Regions from separate parts of the Homo sapiens genome. Here region 1 is linked to region 2. The links are chromatin loops, found by intact Hi-C in ENCODE. Cell type or tissue: Caco-2. All regions are shown on one strand. Each heading gives the region's core, and the rest is flanking DNA. Links, peaks and the distances in the headings are about the cores only.

Region 1 (8,327 bases), core at 173-8,172, 140 kb before region 2:
CTTTCACACACCCTGTCTCTCCCCATTCACACACATTTTCCCCCAGGACTCTGTAACTGTTATAGTGTGAGGCCCACAATATAGGCCCCAGAGTGGACCCTTTCCCAACACTGGCTGACTTGTTGGGGATGGAGCTGGATTTGGGATTAACCCTAAATCCCCTAGATTTGTACTCTCATGCTGACAAAACTACCTGAGCTCTCATCTGGCTGAGCTCTAGAGTGAGATTTAGGTGGCTTCGAATATTTTCTGGTAATGGCCGGGCATGGTGGCTCATGCCTGTAATCCTAGCACTTTGGGAGGCCGAGGCTGGCTGATCGCTTGAGCCCAGGAGTTTGAGACCAGCCAGGGCAATATGGGGAAACCCCATCTCTACAAAAAATACAAAGATTAGCTGGGTGTGGTGGTGCATGCCTGTGGTCCCAGCTATTCTGGAGGCTGGGGTGGGAGGATCACCAGAGCCTAGGGAGGTTGAGGCTTCAGTGAGCCATGATCACACCATTACACTCCAACCTGGGCGACAGAGTGGGACCCTGTCTTGAAAAAAAAAAAAAAAAAAAAGGATATTTTCTGGTAAAAGCAAACAAAACAAAGCCTTTTATCAGAGTGTCTGGGTTTGAATTCTGACTTCACTACTCACTGGCTGTGTGACCTTGAACCAGTTACTTAGCCTCTCTGTGTCTCAGGAATAATTCCTACTTCCTAGGGCTGTTAGGAGGACTAAATGACTTAATATTTGCAAAGCAGGTAGAATAATGCCCAGTGAATTGTACATGCTACATAAATAAAAGAAGAAAAGCAACTATTTAATTGTAACCAACGTTTGAAACCAGCATTCGCTGGCCATTCACTCACTGCCCCACATTCATCTGGAATTTATTGAATGCCTACTGAGTTTATTAGGCCAGGCATAAAGGGCAAACACCCCACCATCTAGTAGGAACAAAGGAAATAAAAAGACTTTTTTAAGGAAAACATGATCATTCTAAACAGAGATTTGCACACAATTCTATGAAAGGCCAGAAAAAGAACATTGATCTATTTCCGCGTAAACCTGAAAAAAAAAAAAAGAAAAGAAAACACCCGCAGTTCAGTTCTTTGAATCCATTTAAAAGACTGAATTTGGTCTAACTGGTTTGTGCATTTAGACCAGGCTTCGGTACACGCGAGCCTTTTGGAAACTATTCCCATTCAGTGCCAACTACTCGACCTCTCTGGATGTTTTTCTTCTACCTTCCTCACCTGTCTGTCTCCTCGAACGCCCAGAAAATAATCTGAGTTCATCCCTAGCCCTCAGGTAACGGATGGGGGAGGGGATGTGGGTTCAGTAAGACCAACCCTTGATCATTTTAAGAATCAATTTATAAATATTTGGGGAGGGGCAGGATTAGAGAAAAATCTCAGTAACTTGTAACGTCTCAACTAAGGAAGCAGCAGCTGCTGCATTTAAAAATCTTGGTGGTTTAACTCAAACCACTTGGTAAGCCGGTATACGTACAGTTGGTTTAATAACTGATGGAAAAATGAAATTCCGCCAATCCGCACCCCTCCCCCAAATCCACCGAAGTCTCTTGAATGTAATCGCTCTGAATGCCCTGAGCCGGGTCAAGCTGGTGTCTATGTTTGTGGCTGGAGCGGACCCTGCGGAGTCCCGAGCCCCGGGTGAGGCGATGCCCAGACTGGCGCGAAGCGGGGTGTCCCGGCAGCAGCGCAGAGGCCCACCCGCCTCTCCGGCCGGCTGCAGCGGGCGCGCCTATACCCTGCAAAACCAAAACGCTCTGGAAAGCGCTTGGGGCTGCAAGTGACGCCTGACACGAGCGGCGGGCCGGACTGCCGGCCTCCCGGCCCTTCCCTGGCTCACACAACCCGCGGGCCGCCCCCACCGCCCACGAACTTCAGCGGGCAGACGCTGGACGTGCGGTCTGGCTACTTTCCTAAACTCCAGCGCCCGATCCGCGTCGCAGGGTCGGCCGCGCAGCGCGGGGATCGCGGGTGCCCAGGCTCGGAGAACGAGCGTCGCGCTCCCAGCCGCGGTCGGGGAACAGGAACTGCCGCCAGAGGCACCGTCTCCTCCCCCGAGACTGCGATATTGATCAAGGGCTCGCAGGCGCGGGCGGCATTCATCTCTCCGGACTCGCAGCTCGCCGCGGAGGGGAAGGGGCAGGACGCGCTCCCAAGACTAGGGCGGGGGCGTGCGGAGTCGGGGAGCTGTTTGGGGGCGCTGGGGCGAGGTGGGAACCCCGCTTCAGAGTCTCCAGTCCCGGGGCCGAGGTCTGCAGGAAGGGCGTGGGAGGTGGAACCTCCCCTCCCCTAGGCGTCTGCCCGAGAGCCTAGAGCGATTCTTGGCGCGGAGCCGGCTACCCGGGTGGGCGGACCCCCTCCTCCGCCAACATCCCGGCGGCTTCGCCACGATTTCTTTTCTCACCTGAGTCTCCCCCTGCCTACCCAACCCTGGCTCCAAAGGTCCAGAGAGTTAGGCTGCCCCGGAGCCCAGCCTTCCCCGACCTAAGCACGGCTCTCCCAGCGCCCCCGCCCCCATCACACCCACAGCCCAGCCCCGTCCCGCGTCCGCCAGGGGCCGGGGGCGCCAGCGCTCGAGGGATGGCCGGCGGGCTGTTACCTTGACGAGACGGAGCTGCGGGTGCCCTCCCATCCTCGGGCTCGCTCGGCTACCGTCCTGAATGCCCGGGTCCTACGGACATCCCAGAGGGACCGGCGGGCGGCTGCGGGCTCGGGCGGCACGGGGTGGGCGGCCGGGCTCCTCGGTCGCTGCCTGGTGAGGAGATGCCCGGCTCGGCGCTTCCCGGCCCCGCGGCCCGGCCCGGCCCGGCCCGGCTCTCGCTCGCCCCTTCCCGGGGAAGTCTGGCCGCCGTTTCCCGACGCAGCCCGGCCCGCGGCCGCCTCTTGCCGGCCTCGCCCCCGCCACCTCCCCCACGGTCCGCGCCGCTCCTCGCCTCGGCTCCCCGCCCCCTCGCCCAGCTCGTCCCCTCCCCTTCCTCCCCCTCCCTCTCCCCTCCGCTCCCCTTCGGTCCCTCCTCCGCGCCTCGCCCCTCGGCTCCCTCCCAGCTCCTCCTCGCCTCCTCCGTTCCCTCCCCTTCCCCCGGCCCGCTCTCTGTGTCCCGCCGCCAGGATCCCCTTTCCCTGCGCCCGGGGTTTGCGGCAGTCCTCGGGGCGCGCTGGCAGCAGTGGCGGCCGCCGCAGCCCGGGGAGAAGCCGGGAATGGGGGAAGGGGGCCGCGGTAAAGGATCAGCCTCCCGCCCGGCCGAGGTCGGGGCCTGGGAAGTCCCAGGGATCTGGGGTGACTTGGGCCAGGGTGCTCAGGTGAATTTATGAGGGCGAGGCTATTGGGGGCTAGGGAACAGGGCGGTCCCTACTGAGCGGAGCCGCCGCGGAACCCAGTGAGGCTGCGACCTGCGTTTGGGCAGTTCCCGCCCTGCGGCTGGCTAGGAGGAGCTCCTCGCCGCCCCCATTCCAGCCGCGCCGGGCGCTGGGCCCGACCCCCAGCACCTTTGGCACTGATGTGCCTGGTGCGCGCTGAGACGCGAACGCTCTGCAAGATGAGCCCTTATTCATTCGTTCCTTCTTTCCTTCATTTGTTCATCTTACAAACTGAGTGCCTGGCCACTTTGGTTCAGGCAAGAGGCTGGATCTGGGAACCCTTTGGACCTGGGAGCCCCAGGATGAAAGGGAGACGGCGGTGCCCTGCAGGACAAGCGGGCACTGAACGCTGCCCAGGGGAAAGCCGGGCGCGCATTGCGTTGCAGCGCGGCGAACGCTGCTAGGAGCCCGCGGGCAGGGCGTGGGGAGGACACAGCGCCCCCTCCCGGCCGGCCGAGCCCTCTGGGCAGCGGTGGGCCTCCCCGCCAGACCCCGGGGCCGTCTTCTGAATTGGCTTCGGAGCTCCCCATCCCAGGAAGCAACTCCCAGCCCTTCCAGATGAACAGAACTTTTGACTTCCTCTTCACTCTTCCTCTCTCCTACCAGAGCTGAAAAGGGAGAAACTGGGAGGTAGAGAAATCTTCACTCCACCCGCAGAGCCTAGGCCGCCTGGCCAATGCAGCCCCTATTGGGTACACCAGAGCACCTGGGGCGGCGGGCAGTCGGCTTTGAAATCAAACTGAACCCACCTGCCCTGCACCCTGTGCCCTGCCGTGCCCACCCTACTCCTCCCTCCTGCCCTCTTCTCAGCACACTGGGCAAGAGCCAGCGTGTTCATGGGTCCACTGGCCTTCATTTGGAGCTGGAGTTATTTTAGAAGATCGTAAGATCCAACACACACAGTTTACTGGTGAGAAAATGGAGGCACACAGAGGGTAAGCCTAGTCCTCCTTCACCTCATTCCCAGCTCACAGTGCCTGGAGGGCTGGGCCCTAAAGGGGCCTGGGACACTGAAGTGGGGAGGGGCATTGCCCAGGAAGCCAGCTGCTCACATGGCTTATCCACACACCTGGCACTTTCCAGGTGAAGCACACAGTCCCGAGTCTTGCAAAACCCCCATTAGGTTAGTGCTCCGGAGCTGGCTGTGCCGAGTTGGGCCCTGACTTGCCCCAGCCAACCCCAGAAGGGATGGACATGCTAAGCAGATGGACAACTAACTGTTACCAACAACAGTTAAGTGCGGGGCAGTCTGATGTGCAGGTTCTGGAGTCAGATGGCCTGAGTTTGAATCTTGGCTTTTCCACTTACAAGCTGTATAAACTTGGAGAGTTATTTAACAATGCCTCAATTTTCTCATCTATAAAATCGGGGTAGAAACGCTACTTCTGAGGGTGGTTGGGGAGTTTGAAGGAGTTGGTATTTGTAAAGAGCTTGGAACGGAGCCTGGCACATAGTGAGAGCTTAATGAGGGTTAGCTGTAGTCACCAATACTATGATCATCATCATCATCACGATGGAGTGGACTGGATGCTCAAGTGTGAGGGGTGGCTTGGTCCCACCCTCTAGGCAGTTCTTTGTGGGGAGCAGAATTCTTGATCAGAAATTCACCAGCAGCAGTAGGCTGTGGAATCAGAGGAGAGGAAGCCGGTTGGTCCTCTGGTAGCTTTGCCCAGGCCCAGCCAAGGCCTTGCTCCCTCCCTGGTCCCACCTTGGAGCACACTCTCTAAGGACTAGACGGCTCCAGCTTCTGTGTTTCTCTCTGCTTAATAAACACCATCAAATTTTGCCTCTCTGAGCCCCATTATCCTCCCCTTGACATGATCTTTAAATATGCTAATGCCATTGATTGGACTGCAATCAAGTCTTGCTCTTCCTGACTTTTTTGCCCAGGAGTCAGACCTTCTCGCTTTCTGAAGTGGCGTCTACAGATAGCTCATTTCATCCTGTCTGTGTTGATTTCACTGACTTAACCTCCACCCCACCACATCCCGCTGACGGACAGGTCAGGGGAGGAGGCTTCTGCCTAATTCCTCGACCTACTTATTTATAGTTTTGGCCTTGGCAGCCTCAGGGGGGTTATGAAAGTTTGGCGTTTAACATTCCTTCTGTAAAAAGGTTCAATATCCCCTTTCATTTGTCCTGAAACTACTTCCTTTCACCTTCAAGGGCCTGGCTCTCATCTGCTGGGCTTGGTGAAGGTGCTAGTGTCTGCCCTGTCCCTCCCTCCTACACCCTTCCTTCCCTCAGCCCCAGCCAGAGCAGCCTCTGCACACCCTCCTCAGGATAGGCTCCTACTCCATTCCAGCATTCTTTTCCCAGGATGGCCTTTTCCAAACTCTCTTCTCATCCCATCCCTCCCTTGCCTTCTCACCCCTTCCTGTCCAGCCAGCAGCAGAATCAGCTTTCATTCATTTAATCTGCCAGATTTGGAAGACAGGAGAAATGTGAGGATTCCAAACAGGAATAAAAGACAATCACATGTCCTTCCCAACAGTAGGAGAGACAGATTTGATGTAATGATGGGTGAGACCCAGGGAGGCAGGGCTGAATAGGCACTTCCTACCTGTGGGGTTCCACTGGCTTAACCATCCCCGGGAGGTTGCTGGTCTGGAACCATACTTCTCAGACAACTGTGGCAAAGAACTGGTTCTGTATTTTAAAATTTCTAATCTGTCACAGGCCAATGCGATTGCAAAACACTGCGGGAATGAATTATTAGAAAAATGCAATAAAAGGCCAGATGTGGTGGCTCATTGCCTGTAATCCCAGTACTTTGGGAGGCCAAGGCAGGTGGATCACTTGAGGTCAGGAGTTTGAGACTAGCCTGGCCAACATGGTGAAACCCTATCCCTACTAAAAGTACAAAAATTAGCCGGGCATAGTGGCACGAGCCTGTAATCCCAGCTACTTGGGAGGCTGAGGCAGGAGAATCGCTGGAACCTGGGAGGAGGAGGTTGCAGTGAACCCAGATCCTGCCACAGCACTCCAGCCTGGGCAACAGAGTGAGACTCAGTCAAAAAAAAAAAGAAAAAAAGAAAGAAAGAAAGAAAGAAAAAAAGACAAAATGAAAGCCCTGTTTTAAACACTAGCACATCAAATGGACATAAAACTATTCTGTCTAATGGCTTAAAAATGTCAAAATGTAGCTAGGTGCAGTGGCTCACACCTGTAATCCCAGCACTTTGGGAGGCTGAGAAGGGTGGATCACCTGAAGTCAGGAGTTTGAAACCAGCCACCGCACCCGGCCCAACCTCACCAGACTCCCCTCACGCGGTTGCCTCCTGTGTGCCTCTGCCTTGGAATGCCCCTCCCCATTATGCCTTCTTCAAGGCTCAGAACAAACATCACCTCCTGCATAGAGCTTTCCAGAACCCGAGAAGTTAGCATGAATGTTTCTGTTGAGTCCCTTGACTCTCTGCCAGTGATGTGGCTGAGGCGTGAGCTGTGGATCAAAGTGCTTGGGTCACCACCTCTGCCCTACCACTGCTCTCTAGGACCTTGGGGAGTTGCTTAACTTCAATAAGCCTCAGTTCCCCCTGAAAAATAGGATGATAGCAATAGTTGTGGAGATTAAATATGAGCCATGGGTCGGGTGCCATGGCTCACGCCTATAATCCCAGCACTTTGGGAGGCCCAGGCAGGCAGATCACCTGAGGTTGGGAGTTCGAGACCAGCCTGACCAACATGGAGAAACCCCATCTCTACTAAAAATATAAAATTAGCTGGGCATGGTGGCGCATGCCTGTAATCCCAGCTACTTGGGAGGCTGAGGCAGGAGAATCGCTTGAACCCAGGAGGCGTAGGTTGTAGTGCGCTGAGATCACGCCATTGCACACCAGCCTGGGTGACAAGAGCAAAACTCTCACTCCAAAAAAAAAAAAAAAAAAAAAAAAGTCTAAATGCTTATGCTCAATTTCTGCACTTACCAGGTCATAAACTGGCAACACAGTTTGCAGACAGGTGCCGGTCTGTAGATCATGCTTGGAGTAGCACTGGTCTGGAATGTTTGTGAAGCATGAGGCTAGGAAAGTGGCCTCTTTAAAATCCCATGAACATTGGGGGATATTGTATTAATTACTCCATTCATCTGTGCATTCATTCAACAAACATTTAATGAGGAGCAACTAGGTACCAGTCACTGTTGGACACTGAGGCTAATAAAGATAAATATAACAGGGTCCTGGCCCTCAAGATGTTCACAGGCTGGAATGGGAAGCAGCCACTTTGATAAATAATTAAGAGCTAGTGAAATTAGGTCAACAATAGACCAGGCACTGCGGGTGTGGAGGCAGGAATATTAATTCTGCCTGAGACCAATGGGGAAGACTCTACCAAGGAGGTGATGCTTGTGCTGGGGTTTGGAGGCAGAGGCAGGTGTTTAATCCCATGTGGCCAACCGGCATTTGATAGAGGAATTAAAATACGTAAAGTGCTTAGCGCAGTGCCTAGCACATAGTAAATGCTTCAAATGTTTGCTATTTTTATTATTCAATATTATGAATGATCGTCATTGTCATTGTTACTATTCACCTAGATCTGCCTGGCAGTGTGCTTAGTTTGGCATGGGGTTGTGGAGGTCACAATAGGTAATTCAGTTGGGGAAAGAGGTGATCTGGCTTTGAGCTCACCCCCTTTGTCAGAGGAAAGATTTTTCTGGAAGAGGTGGGTTGGGAGCTGGGTATTGAAGGAAGTGGGTATGGACATGTGAGAGAGGGAGACTTTCAAGGCGGGAGGGTCGCTTAGAGACAGAGCCCAAGGAACAAGTATAGGGCAGGGGAGGGGGCTGGTCTGATGGGAACAGGAGATGGGATGACGCTGGGGGGCTGCAGGGGAGGGGGCTGGTCGGCTGGGAACAGGAGATGGGATGAGGCTGGGGGGTTGCAGGGGAGGGGCTGTGGGTTTTCCAGGCCTTTGGATAAGGGGTGTGATGTTCTTCATTCTCTCACTTA
Region 2 (8,327 bases), core at 301-8,300:
TATACTAGATGCTGCTACTGCGCTGTGTTTACAGAAATGATCTCATTTATGTAAGTACCCGGGGGTGTAGTCTGCTTTCTTTTTCTTTTTTCTTTTTTTTTTTTTTTTTGAGACAAGGTCTTCCTCTGTTGCCCAGGCTGGAGTGCAGTGGTGAAGTCTTGGCTCACTGTAGCCTCCACCTCCTGGGTTCAAGTGATTCTCATTTCTCAGCCTCCCAAGTAGCTGGGACTACAGGCGCGCGCCACCATGCCTGGCTAAGTTTGTATTTTTAGTAGCGATGGGGTTTCACCATGTTGGCCAGGCTGGTCTCAAACTCCTGACCTCAAGTAATCTGCCTGCCTCGGCCTCCCAAAGTGCTGGGATTACAGGCATGAGCCACCACACCCAGCCTTGGGTGTAGTATCGATCCAAAATGATATCTGATGTACAGGAAGGGGGAAAGATCTGTTTTGTATGTAAGAGTAAGTTAGTAGAAATACAGTGAGGAGAGTCATGAATGGAGGGGAACATTGAAGACACAAGGCTGGCGGAAGGCTGCAGGATGTTTACACCCCTGGGACCCCGAAGAGGTCAGTGAGAAGAGAGTCAAGTTAGATTTCAATCAGATGGCACCATAGACCCGGCTAAGATTGAACCGGGTAGGCCTACCCTAGGATGATCTAGTTCGGGAGCCCCCCTCCTTGGGGATCGTTTTGGGGAGGGGTTTGTGCAGTGGACAAAGGATGAGATCAAGAGGAGACTATGTTGAAAAAAAAAAATGCCAGCCAGGCGCAGTGGCTCATGCCTGTAATCCCAACCCTTTGGGAGGCCGAGGCGGGTGGATCCCCTGAGGTCAGGAGTTCGAGACCAGCCTGGCCAACATGACAAAACCCCATCTCTACTAAATATACAAAAATTAGCCGGGTGAGGTGGCGCACGCCTGTAGTCCCAAATACTCAGGAGGCTGAGGCAGGAGAATCACTTGAACTCAGGAGGCGGAGGTTGCAGTGAGCCAAGATCATGCCATTGCACTCAGCCAAGATCACGCCTTTGCACTCCAGGCTGGGTGACAGAGCAAGACTCTGCCTCAAACAAACAAATAAAAATGTTGGGGAAAGGAAGAGAAAGCCAGCAACTTCCTGGGTATCCAAGTCAGGCACATCAGCAGGTGTTTGTGTGCTCCCCCCAGCAAGTTCCTCACCTCCTTTACCAGGGGTTACAGCTCCATGAGAGAAAAGCCTGATAGATAGAGATGGAAGAGCCCCTTCTCCTAATGGTGGCTGTGTCTCTGCTTGGCTTATCAGCAGTGTGACAGTTTGCTGTTTTGATCGCTCTCCCTTGCCCAACCATTGCCAACCCAGGTTGAGCCCACCTCAAGGGATTGGGCAGATAGAAAGTGTGGGTCAGTACAATCCTCACAATAACTTAGATGATGACATTAGAGCTCAGTAAGGTAGATGTTTTTAACCATGGTCACACAGCTGGCCTACAGTGGAGCAAGGATTTGAACCCGGGGTCTTAATGCTAGGATCCAAATTGTTAACCACACAGCACTGGGCTGGCATCTGCAGAATCTCAGGTTCCCCATGGGTCCCCACATTTTAAGAAGGATGTGGACAGATCAAAGGGGTAGCTCCTGGAGAGCTACCAGGAGAATGGGAGAATGGGAGAGGCTGGAAATCTTGTCCTGTAAAAAACACAAGGAGAGCCAAGTACAATGGCTCACACCTGTAATTTCAGCACTTTGGGAGGCCGAGGAGGGCGGATCACCTGAAACCAGGAGTTCGAGACTAGCCTGGCCAATGTGGTGAAACTCCATCTCTACTAAAAATACAAAAATTAGCCAGGTGTGGCGGCTCACGCCTGTAATCCCAGCTATTTGGGAGGCTGAGGCAGGAGAATTGCTTGAACTCGGAATGTGGAGGCTGCAGTGAGCCAAGATCATGCTACCGCACTCCAGCCTGGGCGACAGAGACTCCATCTCCAAAACACACACACACACACACACACACACACACACACACACACACACACACACACACAAAACAAGACAAAAAAACAAAAAACCTACAGGTCATCAGGGAATTCTGTCTGAGATAAAAATGACTTGGGAAAATGCAATAACTGTCCTCAAGCTCTCAGAGAAATGTTATGTGGCAAAACAAAGACATTTATTTTTCACAGCAGTACTAGAATAATAATGATGTATTTCAACATTCTAAGGTTTAGAGTTCTCTTAAACAGGAGTGGGCTGCTTTGAGATACTGAGCTCCCGGGCACTGAAAGTATTCAAGCAGAAGCTGGACGCCATGGGCCAGGCTTTCTTTTATTAAAACCGAGATGCTACTCTTCCTCTTCTCAAAGTGCCTACAGAACAGCTGAGACCTACTTACCCAGCTCGTTTGTCACTATTAGTTTCATGACTATAAATTTCATACAGCTTTACTGAGGGATAACCTATGTACTGTACAATTTACCCATTGTAAGTGAACAATTTGATGGTTCCTAGTAAATCTATACAGTTCTGCAACCATGACTACAGTCCAGTTGCAGAAACTTTGTGATTATAGATTTTTTCCCCAAAGAACATTGTTAGCATCAAGGGTAGATCCAGGTCCCATGGGCCGTGGTCTCCGCTGACCTAACAGCAGGCCTCTGTGCTGTGGCTCTTTCCTCATATCCTCTCCTCATTCCTTCTTGGGAGTCACCTGATGCTGCCCTGCCACATGCTGCTTGGCCTTCCTGGGCCCTGGGCACCTCGCCCCTCCCCGAGTTGTCCCCGCTGGGCACCTTTGCTTCCTTCCCTCCTTCTTTGCCATGGCTTGGGGGCAGGGGCTTGGTCTTCAGCAGATTCCAAGGCAGTAGGGTGTACTTAGAAGTATGTGAGCCCTGATAACCCAGACCTGTATTTGGCTCACAGCCATGTGGCCTCCAGCAAGTCACCTTATTTTTTGTTATTTCTGTTTTGTTTTGAGACAGGGTCTCACTCTGTTGCCTAGGCTGAGTGCAATGGCTCAGTCTCATCTCACTGCAGCCTCTATCTCCCGGGCTCAAGTGATCCTTCCACATCAGCCTCCCGAGGAGCTGTGACTACAGGCACACACCACCACACCCAGCTAATTTTATTTTTTTTGTAGAGATGAGGTCTCACTATGTTGCCCAGGCTGGTCTTGAACTCCTGGATTCAACCAATCCGCCTGTCTCAGCCTCTTAAAGTGCTGCGATCACAGGCATGCGCCACCATGCCTGGTGACTTTATCTTCTTGAACCTTAATTTTTCCCCTTTTGTAATGCAGACATAATACACATGCCTCGCTCAGTGCAAAGATCAGAGATGATGTGTATCAAGTGACTAGCACAGTATCTACTTTTTTTTTTTGAGACAGTCTTGCTCTGTTGTCCAGGCTGGAGTGCAGTGATGCGATCTCAGCTCACTACAGCCTCCACCTCCCAGGTTCAAGTGATTCTCCTTCCTCAGCCTCCCAAGTAGCTGGGACTACAGGCGTGCACCACCACACCTGGCTAATTTTTGTATTTTTAGTAGATAGTTTCACCATGTTGGCCGGGCTGGTCTCGAACTGCTGACCTCAAGTGATCCACCCACCTTGGTCTCCCAAAATGCTGGGATTACAGGTGTGAGCCACCATGTCTGGCCAATATCCACTATTTTTAGTAAATGATAGCCATGATTACTGCTGCCACCTTCATTATTGACACTCAAATGTCCTCTGCTCTGAGTGCTTATTTTGCCTTTCTCTTCTAGGATATCCCTGTTTTCTGGGTCTCTCCTGGTGTCCAGCCATTACCACAGGCACAGAGATGGATTCCTCTACACTTGGGAAACCCCAAGGCTGACCCCAGCCAGGGATGCATGTGGGTTACTTGGGAATGGAGCAGCAGCACCACCTAGTGGCAATGTGCAGCAGCATGCTAATTACTGGCCAAATGCAGGAGCTTGTCTAATAGCTACTACATCAGGACACCTTGGAAGTCACCTACTCCAGCGGTTCGTCCAGCACTTGTGTGGCCACAGCATCCTCCTAGAGAGGGCTTCCCATGCCATGCACTAGAACAAAAGAGGATGTGGAGAATGAAAGACAAAATAGGAGAAAACTTCTCAGTGTAATGCTCCTCAGGGACCACAGGGTAGTAAAAAAAAGTTTAAAAAGCATCTCCACCAGATCTAGAGACAGGAAGTAGGTCAGTGGTTAGTGGTTGCCCAGTGCTGCGGAGGACAGGGGAAATGAGGAGTGACTGCTAAAGGGTACAGGGTTTCTTTTCAGGGTGATAGAAATGTTTTAAAAGTGGCCAGGCGCAGTGATTCACGCCTGTAATCTCAGCACTTTGGGAGGCCAAGGCGGGCAGATCGCTTGAGGTCAGGAGTTCAAGGCCAGCCTGGCCAACATAGTGCATCCCCGTCTCTACTACTCATACAAAAATTAGCCAGATGTGGTGGTGCACGCCTGTAATCCCAGCTACTCGGGCAGCTGAGGCACGAGAATCGCTTGAACCCAGGAGGCAGAGGTTGCAGTGAGCTGAGATTGTGCCACTGCACTCCAGCCTGGGTGACAGAGTGAAACTCTGTCTCAATAATAATAATAATAATAATGATAATGATAATAATAATAATAATAATGCTGATGAGTTTGTGGCCAGCACTGCTGTTCATACTTGGACAAGATATCTCCAGGGAAACACCGGAGCAAGACATTCAAAGGTAGGAGACACTTAATCCTCATAACTCTATGAGGCAGGTATCAGTATCCCCATTTAACAGTTAAGCAAACTGAGGCTCCGAGATACAGAGGCTAAGAGTCAGTGGCCTGAGGCTAGCAGCCAGTGAGGGACATGGCAGGGATGCAAACATGGCTTTCAGAGACCCAAGTCTTTCCTTAAAACTACTGTACTGAAAAGTGCTCCCCACTTATACTTACTTTGACTCACCAGCTCCAGTGTCACAGTGTGGGAAAGGCTGTAGTGGGTGTGCCGTGAAAAGGCAAGGCGTACTGCCAGGGCCTAAGGCTGGGACAGCACATCTCAGTTTGTCTTCCATAAACACACCCTAGGAGTTTCAATAGAAACTCTGCTAAAATTGATGAGGAAAGAGATTTCAAGAAGTTCAATACATTCAGAAGCACATGACTATCCTCTCCTCCTTCCAAAGCAAGTTCTTTATCGTCTGAGCAATCAATAAGTGTTTAACGAGGCCTGGCACTGTATTAGGTAAGCTGTAGCATAAATACAAAAGTGTAAGACACAGTCCCTGCCCATTTGAGGCGTACAATCTAAATATTTCTCAGAGGCCGGGTGCGGTGGCTCACACCTGTAATCCCAACACTTTGGGAGGCCGAGGCAGGCGGATCATGAGGTCAGGAGTTCAAGACCAACCTGGCCAACGTGGTGAAACCCTGTCTCTACTAAAGATACAAAAATTCGCCGGGCGTGGTGGAGGGCGCCTGTAATCCCAGCTACTCAGGAGCTTGAGGCAGGAGAATCGCTTGAACCCAGGAGGCAGAGATCACACCATTGCACTCCAGCCTGGGCAACAAGAGCAAGACTCTGTTTCAAAAAAATAACATAACATAACATAACATAACATAACATAACATAACATAACATAACATAAATAACATAAATAACATAAATAAAATAAAATAAAATAAAATAAAACAAATATTTCTCAGAAATTACTCCATGGTTAAAAAGCAAATCTGGACTTAGTTGCCAGTATTGCAATGAACATTCTTTAAATTCAATATTTTGAAGAAAAACATGATACCACACATTTATCATGGAATGAAATTTTTTCCTAGTAATATAAACTTCATTGTTATGAATAAATAAGGTTTGCTTCAGTTAAAATTCACCTGACATGGCCCTCCTGTATAATTTTTTATTTAATTTTATTTTTAAAATTTTATTTAAAATTTATTATATTAAATTTGGGACAGGTTCTTGCCATGTTGCCCAGGCTGATCTCAAACTCTGGGCTCAAGCGACTCTCCCACCTTGGCCTCCCAAAGTGCTGGGATTACAGGCATGAGCCACTGTGCCTGGCCAATCTTCTATAATTCGAATAAATATTTCTTGAAAAAGTAGTTTTAGAAGGTTAAATAGGCCAGGCGTGGTGGCTCACGCCTATAATCCCAGCACTTTGGGAGGCCGAGGCAGGTGAATCACTTGAGGTCAGGAATTAAAGACCAGCCTGGCCAACATGATGAAACCCTGTCTCTACTAAAAATACAAAATTTAGCTGGGCGTGGTGGCGGGCGCCTATAGTCCCAGCTACTCAGGAGGCTGAGGCAGGAGAATCGCTTGAACCCGGGAGGCAGAGGTTGCTGTGAGCCAAGATCACGCCACTGTACTCTAGCCAGGGTGATAGAGCAAGACTCCATCTCAAAAAGAAAAAAAAAAAGAAGAAAAAGTTTAAATAGAAGTGCTTAGGTACTAATATGGCCAACAATTGTCTGGACAAACGAGCTCTAGGCTACTTAGTGAACCTCCTCTCCGGGATATTTTTATTAATATTTGGAGAACAACATAAAACACATTTCCAAGTGGTTCATGAGATGCCATGGCCATCCAAAAGAGGGAGGCAATGCGCCGGAGCTTGGTCTTGACAAGAGATATTTTCCATAGCAAAATTTACCACTAACTCGAGGGCAATACCAGGTGGGCTGGGAATCTCACATCTCCCAAATTAGCCTCTTGATTCTGTCACAAACTTTCAGAACTCAAAGGCTTGTGGTTCTGGGAATGGAAACTAACCAAACATCATCTGGACTGAGACAGCCAAACCTGGAGACAGCGCCATCCCAAAAGTGAACCGTCTGCTTCATGGGAAGAACATTTATCTCAGAGCAGGGAGGGATGTAGCAGCTGCAGTCGCAGGGGACCGAGACCCAAGACGGTGATGCCCAGAGCACAAACACGACCCTCCACTGGCCTGTGGGGCTCTGGGAAAGAGCTTCGGCCTCACACTGGGTCACCTCCCCACAGGGTCCCCATCTGGCAAATAAGGGAAGGAACTAGCATAAGGAAAAGGCTGGATACCTTCCTAGTGTTATGAAGTATTGATATGCCAGTGAAAAAGCTCACGGATGTCTTTAAATAAAGCGTCTTACATCAGGAACTCTGGGCTACAATATAGTTTCAGGGAAAAGTTCCAATCTGAGCCTCTTTGCACCTGCAATAAGCAAATACCTTTTCTTTCCTGAGGATCATTTGCTTAAAGCACTGAAGAGTGAGCTGCTAGCTGCAGCAGTGGTGGTAAAGAATGACGATTTCTCGGTAGCGCAGTGGCTCATGCCTGTAATCCCAGCATTTTGGAAGGCTGAGGTGGGTGGATCCCTTGAGCTCAGGAGTTACAGACCAGCCTGGGCAACATGGCAAGACCCTGTCTCCACAAAAAATACAAAAATTAGCCAGGTGTGGTGGTGCACACCCATAGTCTCAGCTACTCAGGGGGCTGAGGTGGGAGGATTGCTTGAGCCCGAGAGACGGAGGTTGCAGTGAGCTGAGATCGCACCACTGCACTCCAGCTTGGGCGACAGAGTGGGAGGCTGTTTCAAAAAAAATTTTTTTAATAAAAAATAAATAAACATGAAAAGGTACAGTAAAAATATGGTTTTAAAAAAAAAAGAATGACAATTCCTTCCTTTTTACGAAAGGATGCCAAAGACTAACAGGACTCCAGACGCCAGACCAGGATTGCAACAGCTGAACTCAGTCCCCGCTCCAACTCGCCTCCATGAAGCCCGCTCTGGCCTTCGAGCACCAGCAAGCCCTCTGGACTTCTCCATCAATTGCAAAAATGATCATCAAAGCTACTGAAATGGAAGGTGGTGTTTAAAACTTAACACTGGGTTTCTTAAAATGTAACACTGCTTTTCTTATGGCATGGATAAGGCACTGTGAGAAAGCTGCCTCCACTCCCAGCACACACGTACACGTGCACACAGCAGAGGCTAGCTGATGTGGCCACAAGGCACAAAGAATAGATCCTTCTGATCAGTTCTGGTTCTGGAACTGGTTGGCGAGCCAGTTCAGGCCTTCGTAAAGCCCATGTCCAGTAGTGGCACAAGTAGCCTGAATGTGCCAGTTTCTGTAGCGGAGGGAATGGAGGCCGAGCTTGTCCGTTATCTCTGCCGCGTTCATAGTATTAGGGAGATCCTTGAAAAAGAACATTCAAAAGTCAATGTATACTGTTGTATCCATATAGCGAAATATGCTCTTCCCTGTTAAACGTGCCCAAACCCACAGTCTTCTCTGTTGATGGCAACTCCAACCTTCCAGTTGCTCAGGCCAAAAAGCTTGAAATTATCCTTACTTTTTTACTCTCAATGTCA

What was found. Hi-C counts contacts between places; a loop is a spot of excess contacts. Peaks named below come from ENCODE experiments on the same cell type or tissue, not always from the same donor. Only the 100,000 strongest peaks of a DNase experiment are listed, where the experiment ranks them.
Region 1: a loop joins it to region 2, with 2.5 times the contacts of the local background. A loop is called at or near these places in 3 of 110 quality-filtered maps.

Annotation. Positions count from the first base shown.
Region 1 is chr17:45,778,871-45,787,197 of GRCh38, reverse strand. The region is part of intron 3 of LINC02210-CRHR1 (LINC02210-CRHR1 readthrough); the gene reads right to left. It overlaps CRHR1 (corticotropin releasing hormone receptor 1), which reads right to left and starts at 2,878. Exons shown (of 13, transcript NM_004382.5): 1 at 2,621-2,878. The coding sequence starts at 2,653. RefSeq lists an enhancer at 1,651-2,151. In Caco-2, for the core only: CTCF peaks have their summits at 3,624 and 3,828 (motif pointing left); a DNase peak (open chromatin) is centred at 3,072; H3K4me3 peaks cover 1,946 bases; H3K27me3 peaks cover 440 bases.
Region 2 is chr17:45,636,107-45,644,433 of GRCh38, reverse strand. The region is part of intron 3 of LINC02210-CRHR1 (LINC02210-CRHR1 readthrough); the gene reads right to left. All of the region lies in intron 5 of LINC02210 (long intergenic non-protein coding RNA 2210), which reads right to left. It also overlaps the pseudogene ARF2P. Among named protein-coding and RNA genes, the nearest start is that of LINC02210-CRHR1, 20 kb to the right of the region's middle. In Caco-2, for the core only: a CTCF peak has its summit at 3,885 (motif pointing left); a DNase peak (open chromatin) is centred at 3,883.